Regions from separate parts of the Homo sapiens genome. Here region 2 is linked to region 1. Evidence: chromatin contacts called from ENCODE Hi-C or POLR2A ChIA-PET data. All regions are on one chromosome and are shown on one strand. The core of a region is the stretch at or near the end of the contact, and the rest is flanking DNA. Distances in the headings are between cores, read along the strand shown. Region 1 holds the start of DEGS1 (delta 4-desaturase, sphingolipid 1). Region 2 holds the start of ITPKB-IT1 (ITPKB intronic transcript 1).

Region 1 (5,064 bases), core at 489-2,988:
GATCCCAATACTTTGAGATCACTTGAGCCCAAGCGTTTGAGACCAGCCTGGGCAACAAGGTGAGGCCCCATCTCTATCAAAAATTCAAAAAAGTAGCCAAGCATGGTGGTGCACGCCTGTGATCCCAGCTCCTCGGGAGACTGGGGTGGGAGGATGGCTTAAGCTCAGGTCAAGACTGAAGTGAGACATGAGGCCACCACTGCACTCCAGCCTGGGCAACAGAGCAGGACTCTGTCTCAAAAAAAACAAAACCCACTATAACCATAATACTATTATCACACTTAAGAAATTCATAATTCCTTAATATCATCACATATCCAATTGATATCTGAGTTCAATTATTTCATGTCAATGTTTTTAAACTATTTCAATCAGAATCTAAATGAGGTCAACACGTTGCAATTGGTTGGTATGTCTTTTAAACTCCTTTTAATCTACAGGTTTCTCTTTTTTTGCCTTGAGTTTCATTTATTAGAGAACCCAGACATTGTCCCATATAGTCTCCCAGAGTTGGATCTTGCTAGTTTCATCCCCACGGCCTAGTTTAACACATTCCTCTGTCCTTTCTATTTTCTTTTTTTTTTCTTGAGAGGGAGTCTCCGTCTGTCCCCCAGGCTGGAGTGCAGTGGCTCCGTCTCAGCTCACTGCAACCTCTGCCTCCCAGTTCGAGCGATTCCCCTGCCTCAGCCTCCTGAGTAGCTGGGATTACAGGCGCCTGCCACTACGCCCAGCTAATTTTTTTATATTTTTAGTAGAGACGGGGGTTTCACCATCCTGATCAGGCTGGTCTCGAACTCCCGACCTCAGGTGATGGACCCGCCTCTGCCTCACAGAGTGCAAGGATTACAGACGTGAGCCACCGCACCCGGCCAAATGTCCTTTCTATTTTCTATAAATTAACAGTCAGATCTAGGGGCTCGATCAGATTTGTGTGTGTGTGTGTGCCGTGTGCGCGTGCACAGCATGTTCTTTGACTAGGAGGCACACCTGCTTTGGTTATCTTCTTTTTGTAATCTTTAAGTTGCTCTTTGATGTAGACGTGGTAACTAATGTTGAAACAAAATTAGTTTCGTTTCAAAACCTTTCTTTCAGGAAGAGGTTGTGGTTGATTACTTCTGCGACAGGTAGATGCAAGGTTGAGCAATCATCTCTTAACAGAAGTGGTCACACTAGAATAATTCAAGCACAACAACAAATCCCACATCATCACCCCCTCTTAATAATGGTGTTTTCTTTTTACTTGATTAGCTTTTAATTGTCACGCACTCTGCATTTTTTCCCTGAGGTATTATTTCCAGAAGGCAGCGAAATATGACTCAATGGCTAATTTGCTTTTTAAAAATTAAACAAAACTTAGGCCAGCTGCCATTTAAGAAGGGCTCCGGGGCCTCCAGACTCGGTGTGACCGTAGCCGTGCCCGGTGCTCCCCTCGCGGAGGCGTTAGGGCGGCAGGTTTATCTCACTTGAGACCATTCCTTCCTTTTTCATCTTCTCCGGGCTCCGGCGCAGCAGGCCGCAGGGGCGGGCACTCGCAAGAACGCGGCATCCTGGATGGTGGCCGAGTCACCGAAGCTCAGAACCCCGCGTCCCAGAATCGCTGAGAGCCGGCCCCGCACGGGGGCCTGGGAGCGCCACGCGCCCTCCACCCAGAGAGGCAGGCGGGCGGGCCGGGGGGGGCGGGGCCTCGGGACTCCGCCCACGCCTCCGTCTCCTCCGCGCTCCGCCACAGCCGGCCGACACCACACCAGCCGGGGAGCCGCCGCCGCCGCCGCCACCTCTGAGCAGCCGGCTGGGAGCGAGAGCCGACAGCTAGTCTGCAAGCCACCGCTGTCGCCATGGGGAGCCGCGTCTCGCGGGAAGACTTCGAGTGGGTCTACACCGACCAGCCGCACGCCGACCGGCGCCGGGAGATCCTGGGTGAGGGCCAGCGGGCGCCCCGTTATGTGCGTGCGTGGCCTCCCGGCGCCGGGGCGCGCTCTCCCCTCGCGGGCCCTGCGCGGTCGTGGGCGCCGGAGGCCCGTTAGCAGCCTGCTCCCCGTCGCGTCCCGTCGCCGCTCGGGCCGCCAGCCCGCGGGTCAGCGCGGGAGAGGCTGGGCGAGGAGCGGGGGGAGGGACGGGTCCTCGGAGCCGCGCAGCTCCGACCCTTCCGCGAAGAGGCGCAGGCGCGTCCCCGAGCGCGGGAGTCCCCGCCAGGCCCACGCCGGCCGGTTGGGGCGAAGGGTGTCCCCGGCTGTGCCAGCCTTGAGTAGATCTTTTCGCTAGAAGATTCCTGTGCCCTCAGGTGGGCGCCCTTTCCTCTCACCACTCCCTCTCCTCCGGAGCGGGCCGAGGTGAGCGGGTGCCGGCCTTGGGGCTGCCTGAGTGCTAGGCAGGGTGTGGTCCTGGGCATCCTTGGGCCTACCAGCGAGCCCTGCTCAGGGTGTCGGGCGCCGGCGGGCAGTACTGGCGGGGGCGGCCGCAGTCCCGGCCTTGGGCCCGTTAAGGGGGCCGGCGTCCCTCCATATGCCCCCCGGGGCTTCTCGGACTTGATGGGCCCTGGTCGGTTCACGCCGCTTGTCCCATTGATCCTCACGACAAGCCTGGGACGTAAGAACGGCGGATTCGTAGGCATTTTTCATCCATCTCGGTTTTGTGGATGAAAAGACTGAAAATGGAAGACTTGCCAAATAAGGAAAATATGTGGCGTGGCCTGCTGGTCCCCTGACAGCTAATTGAGAGGCCTTAACTCTCCAGAGGATTCGGGCCTTCTGTGTTACATAGAGAATGCTCATCTCTCCCAGGCTACTCCTAATATGCTAGGGATTGTGTGGAATGCTTTACAAACATTACCCAATTTCATCCTCTTGGTAATTCTACTTGGTTGGTATTATCGCTGTTTTAAAAAATGAAATAAGAACGCGTGACTAAATGCTAGGGGGATTCTAATGCGCATTCGGTTGCCTCTTCCAGAGCACGTGTTTGTTTTTTGTTTGTTTGTTTTTTGAGACTGCACGTGTTTGTTTTTTGTTTGTTTGTTTGTTTGTTTTTTGAGACTGAGTCTCACTCTGTTGCTCATGCTGGAGTGCAGTGGCGCGATCTCCACTCGCTGCAACCTCTGCCTCCTGGGTTCAAGCGATTCTTCTGTCTCAGCCTCCCGAGTAGCTGGGATTACAGGTTCCCACCACTACGCCTGGCTAATGTTTGTATCTTTTTTAGTTAGAGACGGGGTTTCACCATGTTGGCCAGGCTTATCTCGAACTCCTGACCTCAGGTGATCCGCCCGCCTTGGCCTCCCGAAGTTTTGGGATTACAGGCGTGAACCACCGTGCCCGGCCAGAGCACGAGCTTTTTAACCTCTGTTGAGGAAACGGGGACCGGTCACGGTAGCTCAGGCCTGTAATCCTAGCACTTCGGGAGGCTGAGGCGGGAGGATCGCTTCAGCCCAGAAGTTTGAGACCATCCTGAGTAACATAGTGAGAGCCCCCCGTTTACACACACACACACACACACACACACACACACACACTTTTTTTAAATTGAGGAAACGGTGAGTTGAACATGAGCAATTATTCCTTATATATAGTATTTCCTTAGTTTTTCTTCTCAACATTCATTTGCCCAGTGAAAAGAAAAAGCAAGTAGCTGGGACCACAAGCGCACACCACCATGCCTGGTTGATTTTTCTATTTTTTGTAGAGATGGGTTTCTCCGTGTTGCCCAGGCTGGTCTTGAACTCCTGGGCTCAAGCAATCTGTCCGCTTTGGCCTCCCAAAGTGCTGGGATTTTAAAGGCGTAAGCCACTGCACCCGGTAACTTTGGGTTCTTGAATTCCCTTCCTCCTCTTCTTCCTCCTCCCCTACACTCCATTAGAGAAAGGGTCTTGCTTTGTTGCCCAAGCTGGAGTGCGGTGGTTGTTCACAGGCATGATGATCACTGCAGCCTGGGCTCCAGTGGTCCGCATACCTCAGCCTGCCAGTAGCAATTTGTTTGGCACATCACTTACACATACTTGATATGAGATAGCATGATACTTTTTTGAGACGGAGCCGCACTCTGTCACCCAGGCTGGAGTGCAGTGGCCCAGTCTCGGCTCACTGCAACCTCTCCCTCCTGGGTTCAAGCAGTTCTGCCTGCCCCAGTCTCCCGAGTACCTGGGATTACAGACGCCCGCCACCATACCTGGCTAAGTTTTTCTATTTTTATTTTTAGTAGAGACAGGGTTTTGCCACATTGGCCAGGCTGGTCTCAGATGATGCGCCTGCCATGGCCTCCCAAAGTCCTGGGATTACAGGCGTGAGCCACCCTGCCAGGCCACATATGATATATTTTATCAATGCCTTATCTACATGTTACATAGGAATAATCTAGCGTCCTACCTGTGTAAAAACCAACTCTGGAATACTGAAACTGAGCTACTTAATATTCTGAAAATCAGGACGGGTGTGGTGGCTTTTTTTTGCCTGTAATCCGAGCACTTTGAGAAGCTGAGGCAAGAAGATCGCTTGAGGCCAGTTCAGAACAGCCCCATCTGCACGAGAAATTAAAAAATTAGCTAGGCGTGCATGCCTGTCCCGCTACTCAGAAGGCTGAGGCGAGAGGAACACTTGAACTCAGGAGTTCGAGGCCAACCTGGGCAACATGGCAAAACCCCATCTCTACCAAAAAAAAAAAAATTTAATTAGCGGGACATGGTGGCATGTGCCTGTGGTCCCAGCTACACAGAAGGCTGAGGTGGGAGGATTGCTTGAGCTGGGGAGGTAGAGGCTGCAGTGAGCCGTGATTGCCCCACCGCGTTCCAGCCTGGGCAACAGAGTGAGACTGTCTCAAGAAAAAGAGATGAAGGAAGTGAGAAGGTGCTGATTGATACTTACCTCACACTGAGCCTTTTTTCCCCCCACAGACTTATCACTGAACCATTTCACTGGGAAAGTAAAAGGACCACATATTTCTTGGCCGGGCATGGTGGCTCACGCCTGTAATCCCAGCACTTTAGGAGGCTAAGGTGGGCGGATCATGAGGTCAGGAGATCGAGACCATCCTGGCTAACACGGTGAAACCCCATCTCTACTAAAAATACAAAAAATT
Region 2 (4,516 bases), core at 1,912-4,411, 2.5 Mb after region 1:
CTGTTCTTAGGACTTCGGATTTTATGTCAGTGAGATAGGAAGCTGCTGGAGGGTTTTGAGTGAGGAGTGTCATAGTCTGGCTTATGTTCTAAAAGGCTCACGCTGCTTCTGTGTGTACACCTGGGGAACAGAAAGCAGGCGAGAAAGGGTGAAAACAAGAAAGATCCATTTTGAAGCTGCTGTAATTGTCCAAGTGAGAGAGGAAGATGGATTTTTTTAAAACTCTCCATTTTAGACTGAGAAATAAAAATTTTTTATCTGAGAATCCAAGCCCCCTTTAATTATCAAACCCAGAGAGGCACCGAAATGTGACAGCGTGTGACAGCGATCACGTCTCACTCCCCGCCTGAGCTAAATAATCACCTCTTGAAGCCACTTGCTATGTGGGCTCAAGACTAACTGATGCTAAGTAGCCATAAAATGACATATGCTTGACACCATCACTCGTACTCCATAGTTCAACAGTGTAGAGCAATCACTATCCAATGTTATCTCTGTAAACCAGGGAGGATTCCTGTCAAACAACTTTGTATCAGCCCACTTCCTTGTTCCTTTTGCCTTTGAAAACCTGCTTGTAACAAAGGCCAAACAGAGCACTCCCCAAGGCAACTTGGAAGTGTGTCCTGGGCAGCTGTCCTCCACCTTGGCTCAGATATTAGGTCGACAAGACCACGGCTGTCTTTCGGTGTGAGGCATATGGCTTCTTCTCACTCCCACTCTAACCTGGAGCTGCAATCCCTGCTGAAAGAATTGCCCTCTAAAGGCCTAAGGATCTCAGCAACAGGGAAGTGGGAGGAATCTTCATGCCAGAGATAAAGAGCTGGTCCATGGGCATGTGTGGGAAGCACTGGGGTAGGGCGAAGAAATCTATCTCCTGGGAGGTGTTATCACTACATAAATCCCAGATTTGATCAGGCAATGTAGCCATCTCACTATTTCAGGCTGCAGCTGCTAAGACAGGTGTGAAGTGGGCAGACAAACAGGAAGAAGGTCCCAGGTGGAGAACCTGCATTTGGCTTCTGTACCCCAATTCCAGTAATTAACAAAGCAAAAACCTGCCACACTGTGAATGATGGCCCTTCCCAACCAGAATCCTGTTTCTGACAAGTGGTGAAGACACTCTAAAATGCACCGAGTGTATGACAAGGACAATCTTCTGGATATTCCCATTTAAACAGGGATGGGCCGGATGCAGTAGCTCATGCCTGTAATCCCAACACTTTGGGAGGCTGAGGCAGGAGGACTGCTTGAGGCCAGGAGTTCAAGACCAGCCTGGGCAACATGGTGAGACCCCTTGTCTCTATAAAAAACACAAAAATTAGCCAGGTGTGGTGGCGCGCACCTGTGGTCCCAGCTACTCGGGAGGCTGAGGCAGGAGGATTGCTTGAACACAGGGGTAGAGGCTGCCATGTTCGTGCCACTGCACTCCAGCCTGGGTGACAGAGCATGACCCTGTCTCAAAAAACAATAAATAAAATAAAACAGGGATGAACTGGAGAAACTGTGAAGGTATAGGTGCTGTCTTGCTTAGGGGTGGGGATGATTTACGGAAGGCTAACACAAGGGCCTTGGTTAGTCTAAAGATAATCACGGCAACTAGGTGGTGGTACCAGGAACTAGTCCACCAAATCCCAACCTGCAGCCAAAAAGTCTCAACTCTCACCTATAAAGGGATCCTTCTAAATTCTCTAGATGTATGGAAATCTTTGACAGGTCTTCTGAAGCCTAGAGTCATCGTATAAACATAGATAAATAGTGTAGATATTGCATAGCTATAGATTGATATGTACATATACCATATACATTAGATATATGCTATATATTTACACTTCTTGGCCTTTCGGCTTTATTATCTATCTCCACAAAGTAGGACAAGACAAGCTTGTTTCCCATTTAAGTTTTTCTATCTGTACTGTTTTGCAAATCCACCAGAGAGTTGCAGGACACTCCTGCTACAGAAAGATTTCTGCCAGGCAGGCTCAGAGACCTGCTCTGTTACTGTTCTATTTAATAACACAAACACACAAATGGGGGCCTTTCTTCCCCATGACTTTCATGGCATGGCTGGGGGCAGAGCTGGGAGGTTTTCACGGCCCATATATCCTCAAACTGCTCCATTTCCCCCCGATCTCAGTTGCCACCCCACTAACTCCGGGGTGATCAGCTCCATACCACAATCATCTCCTGGTGATAGAGTTCCATGGATTTTAAAAGCTGTAAGAAAAACTGAGACAGATTCAGAAGAGATTCTAGTAACCCCAAACCAGCAATTACAAATATTTTTTAAGTATTTATATATACACATTTTTTTTTGAGACAGAGTCTCACTGTTGCCCAGGCTGGAGGGCAGTGGCACCATCTCGGCTCACTGCAACCTCCAACTCCCAGGTTCAAACCAATCTCCTGCCTCAGCCTCCGAGTAGCTGGGATTACAGGCACCTGCCACCACACTTGGCTGATTTTTGTAGTTTTAGTAGAGATGGGGTTTCACCATCTTGGCCAGGCTAGTTTTGAACTCCTGACCTCGTGATCCACCCACCTCAGCCTCCCATAGTGCTGGAATTACAGGCGTGAGCCACTGTGCCTGGCCTAATTTTTGTATTTTTAGTTAGAGACGGGGTTTCACTATGTTGGCCAGGCTGGTCTCGAACTTCTGACCTCAGGTGATCTGCCCGCCTTGGCCTCCCAAAGTGCTGGGATTAAAGGAGTGAGCCACCACACCCAGCCACAAGTTTTAGATACTTAAAATACTTTTAAGTATCTAAAATTAGCACCTCTCTTTAAACCTTTTACTCACCCTTTCCTGACCCTTTCCTTGTATCCCCCATTCCCTTTCGATTTCTTCACCATCCCTATTTGCCTCCTTTTCCTCACTATCTACCCACCAAGTCCTGCTCTGCTCCCATCCCACTTAAGATTTTCGTGTCTATTCTGTATCACCCTTAATGATCCACTGAGGCTGTGAGCTTCCTGTTTACCCACAAGCGTTCAGCGGATCCAGCCATCCTACCAAGGGTTAAAGATGCTGTAGTCCTACTGTGCTGCCTCCGACCCAGTTCCTTCCAAAACAAAGCAGGATGACAAGGTGACTCCACGAGAACTGCGTTTGACCTCTGTGTGGGTTTTCTGTTTCCAAGGCCACAGCAGGGTACTCTGAAAACTCTAAACCAGAAGGAAAGGAGACCTAGCCTTCAGAACTCTGTGTGTATGTGCTTACAGGCAAAAAAAAAAAAAAAAAAAAAAAAAGGAACCAATGAGGTTGTCAGAAGGGGATACTCTGCTGTAACTGGTGTTTACCACGACCCACCGGGTGCTGAGGAGGAAGTGGTTGCTATAACCCCAAGGGGGAAACGCTCGCTTGAAACAGGAAAATAGAACTCTTACAACTTTCCATTAGCAGCGTTCAAGAAGCCGGCCACACTGGGAAACACTTGCACAAGCACTCCCCAGAGTCCTGAGACGAGTGTCAAGACAGTCCAATCACGAAGCACAGATCAGGACACAGATACAGGTCCATGTTTTTTCCAGAACGTCTCAGCACTGGAAAAACTCTCATGATCACTTCCCTTACCTCCAGCAGGCTGAACTTGCAAGGAGCTGTGGGGAGGAGGAAGGAAGGGGAAAATGGCAGGATGACATATTGGAAAGAACGCTGGGCCCAGTGAGGGTCAGAAGACCTGGGCTTTAGTCCCAGTTCTGCGATTTACTAGTGGTGGAACTTTGGGCAAATTACCCAACCTTCCTGCTTCTCGATTTCTACTTCCTCTATAAAACAGGGATATTGTTTACTGCTCTGCTCACATCCTTGGGCTGCTGTGAGAATCCTATGGAATCCTTCATAGGATGAAACTCGTATGTGCTACGCAAATGCTTGTTATCAATGTAAGATTCGAGTCTGCATAAAGCCTTCTTGAGTCCCAGCCTCTTGCTCCTCAAACGCATCCTCTCGGCTACACTTCCACCTGTGCACTTCCTCAACCCACCTTACTTGTAATTCTGCCCACACTTCTGTAGAATTTCTGTAGAAGATCCCATAGTCTGGTCAGAGGAGTATAAGCAAGTCTAAATAACCAAAGTGGGGGGATCTCAACCAAATCATTTGACTCTGGGCTCTGTGCTCCCACATTCTCTCCTCTCCAGAGGTGAAGACTTCATCCTCAATGGCTAATTTGCCTGCTTGGAGGCTCAGATTGGCCCGTGTTCTGAGTCATATTTTCCATTTAGTAAAATGAACATCTGGCTGCTGTATGATGCCTTTTGTGTACCATCACCTAAGCCACAATTACCTGCAAGGTAATTCATACCACTACAGCACGGTGCAAAAACAGGGTTGGTTTGGGATGGTGAAAGTCAGCCATCTTAGTGTCAATCTTGCATGCAAATTCTAATGAAGAAAAGCCACTACCAGCAGGTCCACACACACTCACAAAGAACTCATAAATTATTTTAATCCAAGCGTTCAAAGGGATCCTGGGTCCCAGGAACCATCCTGCTGTTTCATCTCAGTGAGAGGCAA

The links. A loop is a pair of places that touch in the nucleus more often than their neighbours do. ChIA-PET counts read pairs that join two places held with the same protein, here RNA polymerase II (POLR2A). Pooled maps may share reads with other maps.
Region 2: a pooled map shows a loop between it and region 1 (3-fold over the local background). The contact joins the promoter of ITPKB-IT1 here to the promoter of DEGS1 in region 1. A Hi-C loop is called at or near these places in 1 of 168 maps with a recorded cell type or tissue (posterior vena cava) and 5 of 50 pooled maps. POLR2A ChIA-PET finds 5 or more read pairs at or near these places in 1 of 52 experiments (activated CD4-positive, alpha-beta T cell).

What each region holds. Positions count from the first base shown.
Region 1 is chr1:224,181,502-224,186,565 of GRCh38, forward strand. It overlaps DEGS1 (delta 4-desaturase, sphingolipid 1), which reads left to right and starts at 1,739. Exons shown (of 3, transcript NM_003676.4): 1 at 1,739-1,917. The coding sequence starts at 1,836. RefSeq lists enhancers at 915-1,064, 918-1,748, 1,325-1,414, 1,749-2,578, 4,052-4,111 and 1 more and silencers at 1,565-1,764, 1,865-2,244, 2,405-2,484, 3,786-4,080.
Region 2 is chr1:226,671,907-226,676,422 of GRCh38, forward strand. ITPKB-IT1 (ITPKB intronic transcript 1) reads right to left here and starts at 3,162. Exons shown (of 2, transcript NR_103784.1): 1 at 3,011-3,162. All of the region lies in intron 2 of ITPKB (inositol-trisphosphate 3-kinase B), which reads right to left. RefSeq lists a silencer at 4,144-4,293.